Regions from separate parts of the Homo sapiens genome. Here regions 2 and 3 are each linked to region 1. A link is a contact called in ENCODE Hi-C or POLR2A ChIA-PET data. All regions are on one chromosome and are shown on one strand. The core of a region is the stretch at or near the end of the contact, and the rest is flanking DNA. Distances in the headings are between cores, read along the strand shown.

Evidence for each region. Hi-C counts contacts between places; a loop is a spot of excess contacts on that map. ChIA-PET counts read pairs that join two places held with the same protein, here RNA polymerase II (POLR2A). Pooled maps may share reads with other maps.
Region 2: a loop to region 1 is called in a map of ascending aorta, with 2.2 times the contacts of the local background. The contact joins the enhancer-like site here to the promoter of NGF-AS1 in region 1. A Hi-C loop is called at or near these places in 3 of 168 maps with a recorded cell type or tissue (aorta, ascending aorta and vagina) and 2 of 50 pooled maps.
Region 3: a pooled map of right cardiac atrium shows a loop between it and region 1 (2.0-fold over the local background). The contact joins the enhancer-like site here to the promoter of NGF-AS1 in region 1. A Hi-C loop is called at or near these places in 2 of 168 maps with a recorded cell type or tissue (breast epithelium and mesothelial cell of epicardium) and 2 of 50 pooled maps. POLR2A ChIA-PET finds 5 or more read pairs at or near these places in 1 of 52 experiments (activated T-cell).

The regions. Positions count from the first base shown.
Region 1 is chr1:115,281,375-115,284,591 of GRCh38, reverse strand. It overlaps NGF-AS1 (NGF antisense RNA 1), which reads right to left and starts at 1,558. Exons shown (of 2, transcript NR_157569.1): 1 at 1,352-1,558.
Region 2 is chr1:115,188,616-115,191,832 of GRCh38, reverse strand. No RefSeq gene overlaps it. Among named protein-coding and RNA genes, the nearest start is that of LINC01765, 91 kb to the right of the region's middle. Within about 2 kb of position 1,617, at least 7 of the 41 ENCODE cell types and tissues checked have a DNase peak (open chromatin) inside an H3K27ac peak, as active enhancers do; they include ascending aorta, where a contact is called at or near this core.
Region 3 is chr1:115,208,854-115,212,070 of GRCh38, reverse strand. No RefSeq gene overlaps it. Among named protein-coding and RNA genes, the nearest start is that of NGF-AS1, 73 kb to the left of the region's middle. Within about 2 kb of position 1,675, at least 4 of the 41 ENCODE cell types and tissues checked have a DNase peak (open chromatin) inside an H3K27ac peak, as active enhancers do.

The sequences.
Region 1 (3,217 bases), core at 309-2,808:
CCATCCGAGAAAAGAGCAAATGGTCTTATTCATTCCCTCTGTAATTCTCGCTGTCCGGCCCCACCTCCAACGCCATCCAAATAGGGCAAATTAGAAACGTAGGGAGCTTTGGCATGAGAGCCATTTGATTAGGGTAGAAGTATGATGAAATGTGCCCTGTTTTTTCTATCAGAGCCACTGCAATTGGAATAAAGGTTTATGCTCAAGAAACACCAGCTAGAACATTCTGTGCTGAGATTCTAAGTGAGATAAAGGCCTCAGGGAGGAGCCCTCCCAGTGATCTGTGTCTGTGACTTTTACTGGGGTCCAATGCCAGTGGTCTCAGCCGTCCTAGGTGCCCCTACAAAGTTTCTGGGTGGCTTTTTTTCTCTTAGGACTGGACTTTGGGCCTGGGATGTGGGGAGAGGAGTGGAGAGGGAGGCCTTCAGGAAGCTCCCCATCAGGAAGGTTGGCTTGTGAGCAGCTACACCAACAAAGAGGGTCCTGGAGTGCTGCCCGCGGCACTGCAAGACACTGGGACATCTAAAAAATGTCTTTGGCTCCCCTGGGCAGCCGAGAGGGAGGACCGTCTGAGGGAGCACGAAGGCTGAGGCCCTCACTTCCATGTGGGCTGCTCTCCTGCGTGTCCGGTAAGAGGAGGGCCCCTCATCCCAGGAACACCACCACCTTCCCAAAGGCAAAATCTGCTCTAGGCGGAAACACTGGAGTCCCAGCGTGGGAGCCAATGTTTTCACACAATATAAGGGATATCAGTTTGGCTGATCGGCGTCGGAGCCTTCCAAAAACAACCCCGCGCCCGGTGGTTTCCGCAGCTTGGGCTCTGCTCCCACACACGGAGGGGAGCCCTGGCTTTCAGACCCACCCGGGCTGCCCCAGAAAGGCTGACCGGGGTCGCCAGGGCCCCAGCCACTTGAACACCAAGAAAACAGCTTCAAACCGCCCACTATACTCTGCTGAGGAGCGGCAGCAGCACATTTTGCAAAATTTTCCTTCCTGTGCCTCACTGAGATTTTTCTGCCTGGGTTCCCCAAAAGCCCAAAAGGTGAGAGCAGATCTGACTCCTCTCGGCAACTTCGTTTGGTGGAAGGCGTCCTCCACCACGCCCAAGAAAACTAGCGCCGGCCCTGGCTGTCCGCCCTCCTAGCAAGGCTCAGGCCCCGGCCTGGGAGACCGCAGGGTGCCTGACTCTGGGGTACACTCAGTTGTCCCTCTGACGCCCTCCAGCAACCAGAGCGCCAGCCTGACCCCTTCCCTGCTAATAGAAAGCCCACCATGGGGACAGAGTTTCAGCAACAACCCAGCAGCTATTTTCATTTCCGTGAATCAGGAGTGTTCCTCCTAAAAGCCTTACCACTTTCTCCTCAGCATCATCCACATCATGGGAGGAGGATCCGCCCAGAGCTGGAATAGAGGACAAAAGGGCACCCGGGTCTCGTGTCCGCCCTGTCCGCTCCTTGGAGGAGAGACAGCTGGGCAAGAGAAGCGGAGCCGAGTGGAAGTGTGGGCTATGGAGAACCCAGGGGCCTGGGAGTCTTTCTCGCACAGGCCTGAACGGAACAGTGGGAGGCAACGGGTGCTCAGAGTTGAGGTCATCAGCCAAACCCAGCTCCGAGGGAGCAGCCCAGTGTCATGGTACAAACTCTGGGCTTGGTGTCAGCAGAGCTGGGTTCTGGCCCCAGCTCCCCCATTTCTATCTGTGAAACTTTGGCAAGCAGCAGTTCCTCTTTGAGCTTGGTTCTTGCAGCTGTGAAATGAAAATAATCATTCCTATATCCCAGAGTTGTGAGCATGAAGCAAAACCAAGTATTTGAAAGCAAACAGTCCAGTCCTATGCAAGTGTTAGGAAAAGTAATTTATTCCAAACTTAACCATTCCTGTGTTGATTATAGGAGAGAAGCAACTATGTTGGTGCTCACTAAATGTTTGTTTATTGGCACATGTATGGATTGGATAAGGGAAACCCTCTGGTCAGTGGACATCATGGAATATAGATGTGGCATAGCCAGGCCATGATAGATAGATAGATAGACAGATAGATAGATGATTGATAGATAGATAGATAGATAGATAGATAGATAGATAGATAGATAGATAGATCAGGCATAGCCTGCTTTTACCAGGAGGTTAAAAGCAAGAATGGCAGCTATTCAGCTTCAGATGCCTGAATCCGGGTTCAGATAGGCCACCTGGATTCTAGTGATTCCAGCATAATGGTAGGCTTTGGAGTCAAACAAGTACTTCTGCTAAGGCTGTGTAACCTTAAGCAAGTTGCTTAACATCTCTGACAATGATATATGGAAACTCTGACGATTTCTTCATCTGTGAAATATGGATGATAATAGTGCTTTTCTCAGAGGGCTGAGAGATCATTTAATGAGATAATACACATAAATATACAAAACTACCTAGCACTTAAGAAGTGTATAATAAATTTTCGTTTTGAAAGGTAGATTAGCTGAGAACCCCTAAAAGGATGTTGGAATAGTGGAACAACTTTCCACAAGGCAAGGAAGATTATGGACAGTTTTATAGATGTATCCTAGGTTTATTCCATGACAAGCAATGCTAATAGTGACCTTAGCGTTTATTAAGAGCTTGGTATGTTCAAGGCATCGCACTAAGCACTTTATGTGGTTTAGCTCAGGTAAGCCTCTGGGTTCTAAGACAAAAGACTATCTTAAGGCAAGTGTCGGGGAAGGCTGTGCTTTCTGCTTATGTGTATCAATGCCAGAGAAGTGCTCCACAGTTCCCTGGGATGTGTTTACTCCCCCAGCTCTTGGTAAGTTTATAAACCATTGGCTCTGAAAGTTTCCATGTGTCAAGCACGTGGGATCTGTTTTGCTCTAATTCACTTGGGTTTGCAACTGAAAAGCTGTTACCTTCCCAAAGTTCACCTGGGTGTGTGAAGATGGCTCAGGGGGTCCAGCGCCAAGAGTAAGTTGGGCAAATCTTCCCTCCACCACAGCAGCCTGCAGAGAATCCCTCCAACCCAGGGATGCTCCTTAAAGTCAAGGATGCAGCACATCTGTGTTTCTTCAGCACCTGGACCCAATCTTGCATGTGGCAGGCAATCAATGTCCTAAGGAAGGGAAGACAGAACTTAGTTTCCATCTTTTTCTCCATCCCCACCATCCACAGCCTATCTCCTCCTATCCCCGCACCTACCTTGTGTTAGCCATAAATGCGTTAATGGTCTCAGTTGAAAACAGGGTCCTCC
Region 2 (3,217 bases), core at 368-2,867, 93 kb after region 1:
GCATTGGGACCAGCAAATCACACAAATTAGAACCTTGCACCCAAGCATCTGGGTATAGCAGTAGAAACAGCTTGAGGCCCAGGGGAAATGGATACCAACCTGAATTCATACAGAGTGCAGACAAATAAGAGAAAACCAGCCCCTCATGGGGGAAAGAAGGCATCCGGCTTACTGCCCTTTGAAGTTCAATTCACCTTTTAATACCAAGTAAAAGGCCAAGAAAAAGAACTGGAGGCCTTTAAGCAATTGAGGCAAGAGGTCAGAGGTCCTTGGTCAGTTCCTTGGGAAATGAATTTCATATGAGATTCAGGAGAGGAAGGAAAATTGTTGAAAATGTTTAAAGCTAACAGTTTGTGCACTCAAATGGTGTCAAACCACAAGACCCTGGAGCCCTAACACATTAATGAAAGCCTCAGCCCCAAACTCATTTACACAGAAATTAATTACTGTTCCAGCCAGACTCACAGAAGCAAGGGGTAGCAGGGAAGCCATGTGCTTTTCAAAAGTGAAGGACTTAGAGACTGCTGGAGGATTGTGGTTTTTCCAGGAATGGGATGGATTGAAATAGATTTGTGAAAAAGAAAGAAAGAAAAGAAAACATTTTCAACCCTCCTTCATAGCTCCCACATACCAACCAAACATGCAAAGAAATGAAGGAAGGATGCCTCTTCTGCCACCAGGAGACCTTTTCCCTCCTTAAGGTGCAAGCTCTCGCAGTATATACACTTTCTGCACCCTTGGTCCCCAGCCCTTCTCATCAAGACCACAGCATATGGGCTACACTTCAGAATTAGACTTGGGGAGTGTTTACTTGCTACACTTGTGAGGTGGAGACTGGAGCCACATGGAAGGCACATGCAGGAAATGCGCTGTAATAATCTTATGTTTATAATTCTGGGAGAAGGATGGCAGAGTCAAGGATGGGATTGATCAGGTTCCAAACCTATTTCCTGGAGTCAGATTTAAAAGAGAGATGTTAAGGGCAAAATCTCTAATGGCATGGGTACGTTGCAACAAGCAGCAAGTTTATTTCTATCAGTGTTTGTACAGATTTTTTAAATCTGTTGCTTTTTTCTCACATGTACCAGCCCATCCCTGCCAAAGCTTACAGAACTCTGAAAACTGCCTCTTGTAATATATTCTTATGAAGTTCAGAAAACTGACTTTCTAAGGGTTCACTTAGAGGACAACAGCCCCCTTTTGCTGTAATGCTGCTATGGCTTTTTGTTGTTGTTGAGATTGTAAGCATTGCCATCTGAAAATCTTGTATATTTTCATGGATGTTAACCATTTCTCCAATCATAGTCCAGTTTCTAAATTCCTCTCTGAAATAAACCAAAGCTTAGAATGGATCTGTTCCCATTCCCCAGCAGACCCATCCAAGGAGACGTTTTCAGGCCTGAGCTGGCTGCTCCCCTAGAGTTGCCTCTGAATCACTGTTCCTCCTTGTCTCCGTCAATTAGGATGTGAGGTTTTATAGCTCTTGCTGGGAAGTAGATTTCCTAGGCTCCCTAGCATAGCATTTAAATTTAGTTACATGACTCAGATAGGAAAGCCATGAGGGAATGCAGAAAGGCAGGTGAGCTGGAAAACTAACTGTAAGGATGACTAAGGGTAATTCCTACCCTCTGTATGGCACTGTACAGATTATAAAATGATTCTGCACACAGTATCTCATTCGACTTCAAGCACTCAATGATGTCGGAATTTAACTTTTTTAGAATGAGGAAGTTGAGGCTTAGTTTGCAGACACATCTCACTTAAGGTCACACATACAATTCATGGTGGAGCCAAGAATTGGTGAAGTTCTTCAGGTAACACATCCCTGCCCGCTCTGTCCATGACTCATTACTTTTAGACAGCAGCAAGTTATTCCAGACACCAGAGATGTTTTCATTTAAGTTACTTAGTCAAACCTTGAATATGTAAGGCATATATAATCACAAATTAACATGCCTCTTTTACCTAACACATTTCTTTTTAAAAATTTTTAAATTTTATTTCTAAATTTTGATTGATTATTTATTACTTATTTATTTATTTATTTATTTTGAGACTGGATTATGAGACTGGCAAATTTTTGTATTTTTGGTAGAGACCAGGTTTCACCATGTTGCCAAGGCTGGTCTTGAACTCCTGGGCTCAAGCGATCCACCTCAGCCTCCCAAAATGTTGAGATTACAGGTGTGAGCCACTGTGCCCGGCCTGCCTCACATATTTCTAAGCCCTTTCCTTCATGCCCTTTTGATGGTGCTTAAGTGAAAGAATTTCAATGTTCACCTCAAATGAATATAATGAGAGGAAAATGTAAAACTTCAACCAAATATTTATTGAAGGCCTACTACGTAAGAAAAAACTTGATACCTACTCTCCAGAAGTTTATATTGTTTGAAGAGAAAAGGTATAGATTGTTGAGAGTTAGATAGCAACACAAGGTAACAAAACAAGATCTGTCTGTTGTCAAAGCCATGAGACGCATACTGGGCTGGAGGAAACCATGAGAATCTGTGGAGAATTAAAAACATGGGCAAGCCCTGGGCAGTGACTCCCAAGCTTCCCTGAAGATAAGAGTCACCAGGAGCACTTAAAGGTATGGATTCCCCGAGTTTGATCCAGGCCTCTAGAATTTCCAGGAAAAAAGCCTGGTAAACCGTGTATTTAACCTCTGCCCCCGCTGACTCTTATCTCAGGAAGGGCTAGGAAGCAGGGGGCACCATGAGTCTGCTCCAGAGGCTGAGACATTTCAGCTGTTAGAGGGGGAGGGGAGAGGAAGAAAAATGTGGTGGGAGAGATCAAGAGAGGTGCAACTAAACTAAGACAAATCCCAAAAGATTTAATCCCAAAATAAGAGCAGGGCCATCAAGACTTCAGCAGGCTGCAGGACAGATAGAGGGAGGAAAGCTTCCAGGAAAGAGAAGGCCAGCTCCCCACTGCCACTGAGAATGAAGGGGATGTGTGGGCAGACACCTTCATGGCATCACTTGCTGGGATGGCCCCCCCTCTGCCTGTCAGTCTGTCCTGGGAACCACAGCCAGTCCTGGCCTCCTGTTTTCAGCTGGCAGTCAGGGGTCAGTAGATTGACCCAAGTTGCTAAATGGCATCAAGTTTTTGCTCATGCCTAAATTCTCTTTCTTCTTTTAACCAGACTAAGCCCTAAGAGATGCCAGGGAAAATGTGTTCCAAAGGAATCCTTTAGCAGCCATAATGAAAGTAGAAA
Region 3 (3,217 bases), core at 426-2,925, 73 kb after region 1:
CTGACCTCATGATCTGCCCAACTTGGCCTCCCAAAGTGCTGGGATTACAGGTGTGAGCCACCAGGCCCGGCTGGCCTTTTTCAATAAATGGCCATGTATTCAATCTGAAAGGCCTTCTAGAAAATGCAAAGAATAATGTGGGGACCACCCTCAGCAGGAGTCTTCTCCATGCCTCATGGACCTTTCCTTGGCAACTTCGGTAAAGGCGAAATCACAGTGCAGAGCCTCATTTGAATCTGAAACCAGCTGCTTTGTGGGGAAAAATGGTGATAAATTTCTTGACAGCCATGCTATTTGTCAGCCCATAACATATTTTTCACAGATAAACTTGAGCCAAGTAACCAACAGTAGAACTGCATTCTACAAATATTTATTATTGCTTCTGGATGAATTTTTTGTTGTTGTTTTTTTTAATTTTGCTTTTTTTTTTTTTTTTTTAAAGAAAGCATCTGCAAGGAGCCTATTTTGGAGGTTGGCTTGAGTTGTTTTCATGGCTGAGATCCAGGGAGGTTCATAGTAAGGGTTGCTCAAGCTGTAGATAGTAGTTTTGTGGGTTATTTGTTGCCACTTTTAAGTGCCTAAAAGACCTCTTATTCCCATATCTTCCTAATTCAAAAGGAAGCTGCAGGACTCCTGACCACTAATAGTGAATGCAGATCCTCCGAAATCAAAGGGTTGAAGAGGGAAGGGGGAAGGGCTATTACTTCATTCCATGGTCATCTGTTCCCTTCTCATGGGTGGCAATTCCAAACTGGACCTGCTCCAGGATCCTGGTGGGAAAATCTGTAGACGGACTACCACAGCAAACAGCACCCTTGGGGAATGTACTTGTGGTGTTTCTGTCATAAAGGGGCCATTTGCGCTCAAGAGGTTTCCACAGAGGACATCATCCCAGCATAGTGTGTCATGAAGAGGGCACAGGGCCTGCAGTGAGCCACCAGGGCCCCCACACAGATGTGGAAGCAGGGGCCAGCAGGGCTGGAGCAACCTGTAAACAGGAGACTGTGAAATGGCCAGCTCCAGTGGGCACTAAATTCTAGGTGGGTAAATTAAGCCTTCATATGTCACATGACTGGCTCTGCCTGGAAGTACAAACCCCCATTCTGAAGTTGTTGGGAACACTAAAATCTCCCTGGAGCTTCTGTCTGAATGAAGAGAGCTTCCCCTGGAGACTAAAAATAGTGCGTTAGGCTGGAAGGTGCATCTCATCATGGCAGCAAGTAGAGTAATGAGGAATAGGCAGAAATCCAGGAACGAAATCAAAGCCGAGGGGAGTTGAGTCTCAGAGATATGTACTCACCTGTGTGCTCCATTAAATCATAAATCCAGAGAGCAGATTGCATCTGGATTGTTGCCTCTAGGGAACTGAAGCTCAATACATATTTGTTGAATGACTGAATGAAGTTTCCTCAAAGAAGCTCAGTGTCAGATGACAGATCTCTCCCTTTCATTTTACCCAACTTCTTGACATTCCCTGAGGCCAAAGAAGCTCTTCCAGGGCAACGCACATTGCAGAAATGTAAGGTGAGGAATTCTGAGTGAGGAATTTCTTTTCCTTCCGGCATGTGATTGGGTCAGGACCAATCACCATTCACAGGACTGCACAGCAGTAAGACTGCACTTTTGACAGGATATTGGTGAAAGCAAGGCGAAATTGAGGAGGATCTGCTTTATCAAGATGAAGCTCAGATGACTCAGTCATATACATGTGTCAATCGTTATGAATGCATAATACCATTACCACAAAGGTCTTTACTAATAGATTATGGACACATGTCTTTGTAGTAAAACAAGCATGGGAACAAGATACCAAATTTAGAAAAATTATTATCTCTGGGGAGGAGGGGAATTGGAAGATGCACTCAGAAGTTTTCGATTGAACCTTAAATATTTTATCTTTTGTGCGAGCTGGTAGGTACACAGGAGTTTGTTGTATTATTATTTATACTTTTGGTTTACCTATAATATATCAAAATAAAATAGTTTAATACTACATTTAATGTCTATGGATAACCCAAAACAACAGACAACCCTGAGCATATCTGCTTGGATCTGGAACATGCCATTTTTTAACTGTTTTTTATCAAAGTTATACAAGCACATAGTCAACTAGATCAAAGTTTATGAAGTCAAATGGTAGTCCCCAGCCTCCCTGCCCCTGCATTTCTTTCTCCCCACAGCAACCCCTTGCATTTCCTCTTGCTGATTCTTTGGGTTCCTTGGGTATTTACTTCCTACCTCTTAAAATATTTGCTACATTTTTTTCCAGTTTTAGGAATTATCAACTAAGTTTTCACAGTAAAAGGTGAAGTTTGGCTCTTCCCTTGCCCCCATCCCCTGCCCACTCTGCCACATACATTCTTCCCATCCCTTCAACCTCTCAGTATACGTAGATCACAACTTTGATTAGAACAATATTTGGGATGATGACTATTATGCAACTCACAGCTGAGTTTTATGGTAAGCTCTAATTAATTCCTTCCCTGCAGAACTTTTTGCTTTCTCTAGATTTAATAATTATCTTTTCCCCCATTTTCTTCTTTTCCTAACTATGATTAATTCAACAAACTCAGTGCCAATTGTTTACATTTTCTCTCAACATATTCAGATACTCCAGGTAATCTGTCAACTATATCTTCTAGAAGACGCCTCTCCTGAAGTTTTCTCACCTGCTACTATCTGACTTTTTGTTTGTTTGTTTATTTTTTTCTCTGCCAGGTGCACAGCTCTCATCACAGGATCTCCCTTCACCATCATCCTGAGAATTCTCACTTCTCTCCTGTATTGGGTCTCTTACTTCCTGGATCCTTTGTCTTCCTCTTGTTTGATTTTCTATCTCACTTAATGGAACACATTCTGTGGTAGGTTCCTGAGAAAAGGTAAGGCAAGTTGAGACCTTCAATATCTGAGAATTGGTTTACTCTGCACTGACCCTTGATTGATAGTTTGGCTTGGTATAGATTTCCAGGTATAAGTTGCTTACATTGAAAAATTTTAAAGCATTACTCCATTTTTTCTCATTTCCAGTATTGCTATTGAGAAATCCAAAGCCTTTTTGCTTCTTGATCTTTTGTATATGAACAGTTTGGTTTTCTCTGAAAATGCATAGGATCTTCCTTTTATAACCCATATTGGTATACAAAACACCAAGTATTGCATGTGCCCCTCTGGGTTTTCCAGCCTCTCCCATAGTTAGGTTGGAGCCATGTTCTTGCAA